Linked DNA regions of Homo sapiens: region 1 is linked to region 2. A link is a contact called in ENCODE Hi-C or POLR2A ChIA-PET data. All regions are on one chromosome and are shown on one strand. The core of a region is the stretch at or near the end of the contact, and the rest is flanking DNA. Distances in the headings are between cores, read along the strand shown. Region 1 has its middle 27 kb from the start of LGSN. Region 2 overlaps LGSN (lengsin, lens protein with glutamine synthetase domain).

Region 1 (5,824 bases), core at 1,183-3,682, 41 kb before region 2:
CATTCCTCATGAGTTAATTATTAGGTTGGTGCAAAAGTATTTGCGGTTTTTGCTAATTACTTCTGCACCAACCTTAATAATTTACATGATAGGTACTGAACTCTTTTTCAACTTTTCCTTGTTGAATGAATAGTTTTAAAATGCTTTCAAATAATCAAACATTCTTCTAAATCTTTGGGTAGGTCTCTAATAACTGAAATGGAACTATATTCATCTTCTGTGAAGCTGGCCTGGATAAACCAGCTTATCCCTAAATGCCACCAGAATGCGTTGAGAAGTGGATTGTTCCCAGTCTCCGTAGAAGGACTCAGCCTACCCAACACCTTGATTTCAGTCTTATGATAACTTGAGCACAGAACTCAATCACGTCGTTAGTACATCTCATCTACAGAAGCTGTGCTATCATAAATTTGTGTTATTTTAAGCCCTTTTTATTGTAAGACTCTGGTTCCTGTTTCCTTGCTGGTTGTTGGCCAAGGGCACTTTCAGCTTCCAGAGGCCATCTGCATTCTTTGCCATGTGGTCCTCTCCATCTTCAAAGCCCGTGGTGGAAAAACTCTCCCTTGTCGAATTGCAATCATAGTTTGAATCTCTCCAACTTCCCTGTTGCTGACCTCTAAACACAGATTAAAGGGTTTGTGATTAGGTCAGACTTTCTTAGAATGTTTCTCAACCTTAACTGATTTGAGGCCATAGCCACATCACAAATCTTTTCACAGCAACACCTAGATTAATGTTTGATTGAATACCTAGGAGAAGGTGTTTTTGCACCAAGGGTTGGGAATTTAGGGGCCTTTTTAGAATTCTACCAACCATGTTTCTCATCAGCTACAAATATTTCCTAATTTAGCCCCCAGTCTCCAGTCTCTGCCTTAATACTCTCACAATTTACATTACAGAGTGGCTTCTTAATGAATCATTCCAAAGCACAGTTCTGATTAAGTTTATTATCTTACTTAAGTCAATAACAACAAAACAACCAAAAGTTTGAGGGCAGCCTATGGCATGTAAGAAGCTCTTTGAAAATCAAGGTCTAAAGGACTCCTGTTTCTCTTCCTTTCTTCATGCATCATTAAATTGAGTATTCACCTTGTTTTTCTGTGCACAGTAAGCTCAGTGCTTTGACTTCTGCCCCCTTTTCCTTATCTTCAACTTTACAGGAACAATTCTCGATTGCTTGAAGGCTGCATTCCAATGCTAACTCTTCCAAAGAACTTTGCATTAACTTGTTCCCCTTTGAAAGCCTTTACTACGTAGTTTTAAAAATCTATACTTCTGGCCAGGTGTGGTGGCTCATGCCTGTAATCTCAGTGCTTTAGGAAGGCGAGGCAGGAGGATTGCTTCAGGCCAAGATTTCGAGACCAGCCCGGGCAACACAGCAAGACCCCACCTCTATTTTAAAAAAGCAAAAAAAAAAAAAAAAAAAGTAAAAATCTTCATTTCTAGTGTAGTTAGTATCCTACTTTGGGTTAAGATACTAAATAATGCTCCATGACTCCTACCAAACACAGATTACTGTAGGCCAGATGTGCAATAAGATGTTGTCTCTCTTCAACATCTACTAGTGCCTTGTAGAGATGATATGTTCCAAAATATTTGTTGAGCCGTTAACTAAAAAATCAAAATAGAAACTAGAATGCCATGCGCACCAAGAGCTCGTAGACCTGCATTGTGAATGCTTAATTACATTTCCATATATTTTTTTTTTTCTTTTGAGACAGAGTCTAACTCTGTCGCCCAGGCTGGAGTGCAGTGGTGTGATCTCGGCTCACTGAAACCTCCGCCTCCTGGATTCAAGCAATTCTCCTTCCTCAGCCTCCCGAGTAGCTGGGATTACAGGCATGCGCCACAGCTCCCAGCTAATTTTTGTGTTTTTAGTAAAGACGGGGTTTTGCCATGTTGACCAGGCTGGTCTCGAACTCCTGACCTCAGGTGATCTGCCCATTTCTGCCTCCCAGTCCATACTTTTATATTAGTCTGTTCTTTCTTTTGTGGCTGCTAGTTTTCAAGGTCATTGTCTCCTGAGCTGCTGTATTTACGTTAGACTATATTCTTCAGCTCTTGGCTAATATTGAATGACTAGCTTATTTATGCTTTCTTTTGTTATAAATCAGTGGTTTTATTTGTTTTTTTCTTACTTGGAGAAAGGAGTTTCTCCTCCAATTTTAAGAAAATTTTCAAGAGCTAGAAGCAGACTTGATCTTATATCTTATTTTCTTATTCACACAATTAACCTTTTTCTAATATTAGGAATATTTCCCTACAAGTCATTCCTGACTAATGGACTCTGCTGTATGAGTCATATATGACTTAGCAAGCATTTTGGATTTTTAAATAAGTTACCGCTTATTTAAGCAGGCTGCAGAAACATTAGTCATTGTGAGATTCAGCTTACATGTTTTCACTTAGTGACTAATTGAGTATAAGAATGGAACAGATATTTACGTGGTAATTTTCCAAATTTTCAAAAGACTTTGGCATCAGTTATCTTATTTCATGAAATGTGTCACTGTAAGATAAGCAGTTCCTTATCTTAGAGACCTCTCTAGCCTTTTAAGCATACTGGAAAAAGCCATCTTGGAAAACAAATGAATGAATGAAAGAATGAATGAGTGAATGAACTGATGGAATAATGATGGATTAGAAAAGACACTGAAGCAGGAAAGTCATAGACCTTGAAATTATATGTCTGAACAGTAAATTAGACCTTATAACTTAACTGAAGAGCACAAAGAAGACCTAAATCAATAGTAAACCATATTATTATAACCCTCCAAATTGTAAAAATGTCAATTTCCCCCAAATATTTAGTTAATGCAAATTCAAAGTACTTTGGAGTTCTTTTTTTTGTTTTAAAAAAGACTGGTTTTAAAATTAATCAGTAAGGAAAAATACATAAAACTAAGAAATTTTGAAAAGAAATAATGAAGTAAGATTTGCCCCATGAATTGTTTTTCCCTCTCCTACTCACCACTCATTCTCAGTTCCTCACTTCTGACACCAGATGGGTAGGATTTATTTTTCCCCACATACTAATTCTCCAGCAAACATCAACTGGGTGTCTCTGGTGGCACAGAGCTTCCAATCCCTTGAAATTTCCTGGATGATAGGAGTGCCTCTTGTTCTAATGAGGCAACTTTTGGTGGGCATCTGAATGGAGGCTGGTAACCAGAAAGACTAAGCCATGATTTGAAGACTGGAACTTTCATACTTCGCCAGGAGATGCTACCCCTCTCAGCTTCTCCATGTGTTCAGCAGTCCATAGGTCTCCCAATTCATTGTTTAGGGATTTTTATGGAGGCTTTTTCAAGAAGGCATGACCGAGCATTAACTCAATCTCCAGCTTCTCTCCTCTTTCAAAAGGATGGTGGGGTGAGCTCGAAAGTTCCAGGCCTATAATTCAATTCAGTTCTGGTAATATCTACCTAGAGTTAGAGTCACATCCTATAGGTTAAGGGCTCAGTCTCACAGGATTGCCCCCACTTCAGAGGCCAACTGCAATCTGGGAACTTCTGACCGGCTGGCTATGAATTGGGATTCACATGACTCCCTCCTTAGGTTAAATCATTTAATCATTTACTAGAGTGGCTCACAGAACTCAGGAAAGCACTTTACTTTTTTTTGCCAGTTTATTATAAAGGATATTATAAAAGATACAGATGAACAGCCAGATGCATTAGGCAAGATATGGGGGAAGGGGTACAGAGTTTCCACGTCCTCTCCAGGGCTCAGCATCTCCATGTGTTCCGCAGTCCAGTTGCTCTCCAAACCCATTGTTCAGGGATTTTTACGGAAGCTTTTTCAAGAAGATATGATCAATTATTAACTCAATGTCCAGCTTTTCTCCTCTTTCAGGACGATGGTGGGGTGGGCTCAAAAGTTCCAGGCTTTAAATCATGACTTAGTCTTTCTGGTTACCAACCTCCATGCAGACGCCCACCAAGAGTTGCCTCATTAAAACAAGAGACACTCCTATCACCCAGGAAATTTCAAGGGATTGGGAGCTCTGTGTCAAAGACCTTATTAGAACGAAATATTCACCTAGCACCCCTATTGCTCAGGAAATTAGAAGAGTTTTAGGAGTTATGTGCCAGGAACCGGGGACAGAGACCAAATAGATATTTCCGATGTCACAATATCACAAAAGTATACTTTAAATTTTTGGTAAATAAAACAATGCAGAATTAGTGTAAATTCAACAAATGCATCAACAGAATGGAATATAGAATCCAGAAACAGACCATTTAGTTTTGAAAATTTAGTTTATGAAAAGGATGGTCTTTCAGTAAGTGGGAGAAAATTTTTAAGTAAAAGATATTGGACCAAAGAGTGTTGGTTGGCCCATTCTTTGCTGCTTCTGTGGTTATGGAACCCATGATTTCTAGCTGAACAAATGGCTGCCCACAGTAGACAATACTTCCTAATCTTTCTTGGAGTAAGGTCGCCATGTGATTAATTCTAGACCAGTGGGATGTAAGCAGAAGGTTGTAATCTTAAAGTGAGGGGCATGACCACCTAACAGGGCTTTCCTGCTGCCTGAAATGAGAACATGATATCTGCTACCTATCGTTATCTTGGCTCATATGGAAAATGCAATGGTTGTGATTGGTGGAGTAATAAGACATAAAGAAAAGGGATCTCTGACACTTCTAGTGACCTCCCAAGACAGGTCTCATCATGAAGATACTGTGTCTTTGGAATACACTACAAATCTTGAATTGCCTGTCTTTAAATTTTATTTTTGGCGGAAAATAAAATTCTAGTTAGTTTAAGCTACTATTATTTTAGATTTTCTGTTATTCCCAAATGAACCCAATCTTAGCTGACACAGATGTGAGGTTATTGAATACGCATTTAAAATTTTAAATTTACAGAAAAGTAAAAGAGAAGAAATAAAAAAGAAACCACCTTACTAAAATCTGTTAAAGAGGAAACAAAGAATTACCCAACCCAAAACATATATTTCTGAGTCTAGGTTTCATCCTTCTATTGCTAATGTTTTTAGCATTAGCATAATAATATTGCTAATAATTTTTTAAAGGAATATTTATTTTTTTTTGTGGGATAATGGTGTCAGCTCCAAAAGTGCAATTGTAAATCTCTTATTTAGGTCATAGAATTATTTTCCTTTAGAAATTAAGTTATAAACAATGATTGGGTTTCCTGTGAGCCAATGCTATAGAGGACAATGGTAGATTTTGATGAACACATAAGACTTTAAACCAAAATACTGATAGTGGTATGCATTTCTAACATAATCACATTATCACATTGTAAGTTTACAGTATTATGTGTGCTTATAGTATCTTAACTATAAATGCTATTTATTCCTTTGCCAAATATCATTCTATGAGTATTTTTTTCTGTACTACAACTTTTTGTTTTCCTTTGGGCTAATAACAGGTTTTTTTTTCTTTTTCTTTTCTATTTACTTGTCTTTCTATATACTAATAATCAATTTGGCCCTAAACTCTCAGCCAGTTGTCTAAATCTCCTCTTCATACATTCAGACCCACCAGGCATTCTTACAATGTCCACCATTCTGAAGAATCTCTCCCAGGCCTTCAGAACTGCTTTCCTCTAGAATGATTTCTCTGTGGGCCTTGTATACAGCCATCATCATGGGAACTCTTTTCACTTCTTCTATAAGTAGGATCTGTTGTTTCTTGAACTGCATGATTTCTTCTTTTTTAGTTTACTTTCTTTGTAGAGGAGCACATCTTCTAGTAACCTCCTCAGAAAGGCTTCATAATGACAATACTGTGTCTTCAGAATATCTTGGTATATCCTCACATTTGTTTGATAGTTTGACTGGATAGATAGT
Region 2 (5,834 bases), core at 2,652-5,151:
GATAGAGCTTATGTTGAGAAATAAAGTTTATATTTTATATTTTTATCTTTTAATTCCATTTCCATGAACTTTTTGACATACCTTCATATTGTATATATAAAAATTGCTGAGAGAATAGATTTTCAGTGTTTTCACCACAAAAAATGGGAGATAATATATATCCTAATAGCTTAATTTAGCCATTCCACAATGTATACATATATCAAAAGATTATATTGTATACCATAAATATATATAATTTTTACTTGTCAATTAAAATTAATAAACATTTTAAAAGGAAAGGAGATCTAGGTCACCTTTTGTAGCCCTTCTGTCCCCAAATAAGAACATTAATCATTTTGTAATGGATGGCTACATCAAACCACCCTGCAGGTTAATTTTTGGTTGTGGCCAGAAAAGTAGGTAACTGTCTTATCAGGACAGGCTAGATAATCAACAGGAGCCTAGGAAAGAAGGAAACAGTGTGACCCCAAGAAATGATAAAACTAGTTTTGTACAGATGGAGATAGGGTTTGTATGTGAAAATTCCCAGCTGTGAAGGCTGGAGAGATTGTTGAGAGCCTGGATTATGCAGAGCCTTAGAGAATACCAATTTGAGTTTTCCCTGAAGGTGAAGGGAGAATTGTGGAGGTATTTTCAGCAAAGAAATAACAAAACCAAAATTGTGTTATAGAAAAATAACATGGCAGTAGTATGAAGGATGAATAGAAGAAGGGTAACATTGGATGCACAGAGAATGGCTAGAAATTGTGGAGTTGGTCAAAGAATACAAAATTACAGTTAAATAGGAATAATAAATTCAAGACATCTAATACACAGCATTGTGGCTATAGCTAATAATATACCTTCTTGAAAATTCTAAGAAAGCAGATGTTAAGTGTTCTCATCACCAAGTGATAAGTATGTGAAATAATGCATATTTAATTAGCTAGATGTAACCATTCCATAATGTATACATACTTTAAAACATTTTGTGGTATACATACATACAATTTTATCTGTCAGTTTAAAAAATTAAAGGAAAACGCCAAAAAAACCCCACTAGACAATCTTATAAAAATGGGCAGTTTTAAAAAGACACTTCAAAAAAGAAGATATTGAAAAAAATTGTGTCAATCCAGGTGACAAAAGATGGAAAATGGAAGAGCTTTATTTTTTTCTTTTTGAGATAGAGTCTTGCTCTGTTGCCCAGGCTGGAGTGCAATGACGAGATCTCGGCTCACTGCAACCTCTGCCTCCCAAATTCAAGCAATTCTCCTGCTTCAGCCTCTGGAGTAGCTGGGATTACAGGCACCCGCTACCACACCCGGCTAATTTTTGTATTTTTACTAGAGGCGGGGTTTCACCATGTTGGCCAGGCTGGTCTCAAACTCCTGACCTCAGGTGATCTACCTGCCTCGGCCTCCAAAGTGCTGGGATTACAGACGTGAGCCACCGCGCCCGGCCAGAAGCGCTTATTTTTAAATGGTAAATCACTTGAAAAGAATTGCCACGTGTATTTAACTCTTTCTACTTTCTCGTATGCTACTTTCACATTTTTACTATTATAATGAAGGTGGCACTGAACATACATGACGTATCTTGGATTATTTTCTTAAACCAAGTTGCTAGGAGTAGGAATACAAGGTTAATAGGTACGGATATTTTTAAAGTAATTAATACAAGTTTGTGATGTAGTCTTTGAAATAACACTTCTGTAAATATTTTAAGCACATTTTCTTTCTTTTTTCTTTGAAGAACACACTTAAAGGTAACTGAAGGCACATTCTTTCCTCTTTGACATATTCTTTTAAGTTTGATAATTATCGATCCCTTTTTCCACTATTTCTAACAGAGGTTAAAACTTGATGAAATTTTGATTTGCTTGTTTGCGTTTTCATGCACCTCTCTCATTAACAAAATCAGATGTTTGGTAAATGCATTAATGCCTACACCTCGGACTATAACTATTATATAGGGGTCAAAAAAAGTTTTTTTTTTTTGTATTGACATTAAAAAGGTAACTGTTAGAGAAAATTAAAACTAAATCAATAAAATCATTGATATTTAGAACCTAAATAACTCATTATTATATTGGAAAGAAATTTATTAGGTCAAATTAGGGTCTACATTTAATGCTTGGCAGTATTCCTTTAGGTTAAGCGTTTTTTAGTTAATTTGATCAAGTCACTGAGTTGAAATGCAAAATGATAAACTTATATTAAACCATATAAACACCATTTCAAAAGAATCACCATGGTGAGAAAAACATGAATTATGAAAATGTCTTGTAATGAACTTGAATGTAAGAGGAAACATTTTTTATGGCCATTCCCATGTATGAGACAAAAAGCCATCTGACGAAACGATAGTGGAAACATTTTTGAATTGTGAAAAGCTGCTCTGGTGAAAATATCAAAAGAATGAAAATCAACCTGTTGTAGCAGAAATTTGGGATTGTCCAAATTAAGCATGAATTAAATGTATATATTTATGCCATGCAATCAAAATGAAACTGCATATCTGTACTTACGCTCATGATTCTTCCAGCCTGGTTTACCTCACTCCCTATCTTCAGCTGAAATGCGCCCTCTTCTGTTTAAGGTTAGCCTATCTGAAGACTGAAATACTCTGCCTGTGTAGTAACAGCATTACTGTAGAGTCCAAGCCAGGCTATTTGGATCACACTGCCCCACTCTAAGAATCCTCGGACTGCTTGATATGCCTTCATGATTCTGAGAGGTTCCCCTATTTTATTGTGTTTAGAATCTGGAGCTTCTTAGATAAGGGAATAGTGCCTGACCCAATGAAAGTCACCTCTAGGCTGGCCAGGGCCTGTGAGGTAATCTAGAATGAGTTATCTTTCCACCAGAAATCCTCAGTAATGCATAGTGCCCAGGCAATATTTGTGGCTGACCTCTGTTTAGTACTTACCATGCATCAGGCATTGCTTTTCCAACATAATGGTGCCACCAGGGAGAGCTGCACCACTGAGTACTTGATAAATGGTCAAATATTTCTAAACTGATTGGTAAACAGTGGCTAACAAGAGCCTCTTAATGGTCCACTCTACCCAAACTTTTCTACCTGTCCTAGTATTTCCCTGGGGCTCTTGGACCTGTCCACAGCCCATCAATTAAAGAGTTAAAGAACTAGTACCTGGCCCTACAGGCCCTCCAGGACCTTGCTACAGCTTCCTAGCACCCCAGCAATGGTTGGGAGGATATCCTGGTGACAGTGTTCATTAAGAGTGTGCCAAGTACTTGGTGCTCTGGAGCCAACTGGCTGGGTTCAAATCTGAGCTTTGTCACTTATGAGACTTGTGAGCTTGGGTTAGTTGATTAGTCTTTCTTTGACTCAATTTTTCTCATCTCTGAAATAGGATGGTAATGTATTTATCACATGGGATATTTTTCAGACTAAATAAATTAAGACAAAGCATTTAGAAGAGATCTAGCACATAATAGGCACAATATAAGTGTTGGTTATTTTTATTAGATGTACTAATGGCTAAATATTTTTACCATCACCCTTTAGTACCACACTAGATACCACTGTTGGGGAAAAGACAGGTGGTCACTGCTGATACAGTTGTGCCTCATATCTCTAGAGCTGCTGCATATTCTGAACAGCATTCCGGTAGTTTTGAGACCTAGTTGTGTGGTAGTTGAGAAAGTTTATTTCTTTACTTCTTACCTTACATTTTAAATCAATTGGCAGTATTTAACAATCATGAAATTTCAAATAAAAATCCAGATTTCTGGCATGTTTTGAAAATTTGTAAAACTGGCAACACGAGGGCCACGTTTTAATATGGCAACAATTGTCTGGACTCCTGTGTTGGCTCCTTCCTGGGAAGGGCTATCAACTACTGCGTTCGCCCTCCAGCCCATTGTGTTTTTTTGTAATCTGTCTGCTATTTGAGTTTGCTCTCCTTGAACTAGGCTAACCTGAGCATATCTCTTTCTTTACAACATGGAGGCCCTTAACTGCCACAGCAACACTTTATTGCCTCTACTAGATTGTAATATTCTTTGTGAATCATGTTTTATGTTTTGTTTATTTTTATGTCTTTGATTTTGCCTTATCCATAGTAGGTTACAACTTCACTCTTGGGACTAATGAAGGTTAAACTGGTGGTGATGTGAATTAAGATGGGTTTTGCTTTTATACAGAAAAGAGTTATAAAAATACAATTGAAAAAGAATATATAATTGAAGAAGTTGAACAAGTTTTATGAGTTACACAGATCACACTATATAATAAAAACAGAATTCCATTTAAGTCAATTATCAAGCTATGGTGATGTAGGAAGCACCTCAAATAAAATACTTAGATTTGAATTCCTATTCTTCCTCAGATATGACCTTGAACAAATTACCTAACCCCTGTGGGTTATTTCTGCTTTGGAAAAAATGTAGGTGATAATAAATATTCCCTGTATGTTGTGGGTATTAGATGAAATATAAAATATTGTCTGGATATGGCAATGCTTTTAAAATGTTAATATTTTTATAGGTATTATTTTAAAGACTTTATTTTTTTGTTGTTGAGACAGAGTCTCACTCTGTTGCCCAGGCTGGAGTGCAGTGGTGCGATCTTGGCTCACTGTAACCTCCACCTCCTGGGTTTAAGCGATTCTTATGCCTCAGCCTCCCAAGTAGCTGGGACTACAGACACCAAATTAGCCATCAAATCTGGCTAATTTTTTGTATTTTTTGTAGAGATGGAGTTTTGCCATGTTGCCCAGGCTGGTCTTGAACTCCTGGCCTCAAGTGATCCACCCACCTCAGCCTCCCAAAGTTCTGGGATTACAGGCGTGAGCCACCCCACCTGGCTGGATATTATTTAAAAGACTTTAGGCAAATTAAATTTAACAGAGTTTGATTGAGCAAAGAATGATTTGAGAATTGGGCCTCCCTGAGAACCAAAATAGGTTCAGAGCGACTCTGGAGCTGCCACATTGTTGGATAACATTTATGGACAGAACAAGAAAAGTGATGTACAGAAGACAATAATGAGTCACAGAAACAGCTGAATTAGTTACAGCTGGGAGTTTCCCTTATTTGAACATGGTTTGAACAGTTGGCTGCCTGTGATTGGCAGGCATCTGAAATTCTAATTGGTACAGGAGTAGGTTATAGTCTGTTTATAAAGTTCTAGGCCAAACTTAAGATATGTAAGGAGGTAGCTTTATGTAAACAATTCCTCCCTTTGGGTCAACCTCTTAAGATTGAGAGGTTGACTGAAACCTTAGGCATTGACGTCACTCTCACACCATTGTAAATGGACTTATTTGGTCTCAAATTCCACTGGGAAATAGCAGTACAGTGGATTTTGTAAGGTGGGAATATGGAAACAGAATGAGAGAAAAATAACCTGATTGTTTACTTTAGGTTAATTTTTTGTAAGGGTTAGAGCAGAGGGGACCTCTTTATTATGCTGGGATCTCCTGTTTTCAGAAGAAAAAAAAACTGTACTGTTTTGGAATCTATCTTCTTCCTTAAAGTTTCACTGTGATTATGTTGTATTAGCATGAGTGATTTTGTTTTGATTTGGTCTGTTCTGTTGGGGTCTAATGCAAGAGTTCAGTCCAGAACAATGGTCTTCCATAATTTTGTTTAACAATTCTCTTCTTTTGGTCAGGTTCTCACCTAGATGAGAGTGTGACCAAAACTTAGGGCTTTGGTGCTACTTCCTATTACCATTATTTTGGGTTTTCTGTCTTAGCACATTATTGATAGGTTATAGTGTCTTCACGATCAGGCATTTCTTTGAGATTTTGTCATTCCAGTCAAAGATACCATCTGACATTCTACACATGGCTGTCTGCAAACATTTAAAACTTTGGAGAG

What was found. Hi-C counts contacts between places; a loop is a spot of excess contacts on that map. ChIA-PET counts read pairs that join two places held with the same protein, here RNA polymerase II (POLR2A). Pooled maps may share reads with other maps.
Region 1: a map of PC-3 shows a loop between it and region 2 (2.8-fold over the local background). The contact joins two enhancer-like sites. A Hi-C loop is called at or near these places in 2 of 168 maps with a recorded cell type or tissue (Calu3 and PC-3), 7 of 37 single-sample maps with no recorded cell type and 7 of 50 pooled maps. POLR2A ChIA-PET finds 5 or more read pairs at or near these places in 1 of 52 experiments (OCI-LY7).

The regions. Positions count from the first base shown.
Region 1 is chr6:63,344,344-63,350,167 of GRCh38, reverse strand. It overlaps a transcript of LGSN not described here. Among named protein-coding and RNA genes, the nearest start is that of LGSN, 27 kb to the right of the region's middle. RefSeq lists an enhancer at 1,838-3,037. Within about 2 kb of position 2,432, at least 3 of the 41 ENCODE cell types and tissues checked have a DNase peak (open chromatin) inside an H3K27ac peak, as active enhancers do.
Region 2 is chr6:63,304,763-63,310,596 of GRCh38, reverse strand. The region is part of intron 1 of LGSN (lengsin, lens protein with glutamine synthetase domain); the gene reads left to right. Among named protein-coding and RNA genes, the nearest start is that of LGSN, 12 kb to the left of the region's middle. Within about 2 kb of position 3,901, at least 2 of the 41 ENCODE cell types and tissues checked have a DNase peak (open chromatin) inside an H3K27ac peak, as active enhancers do.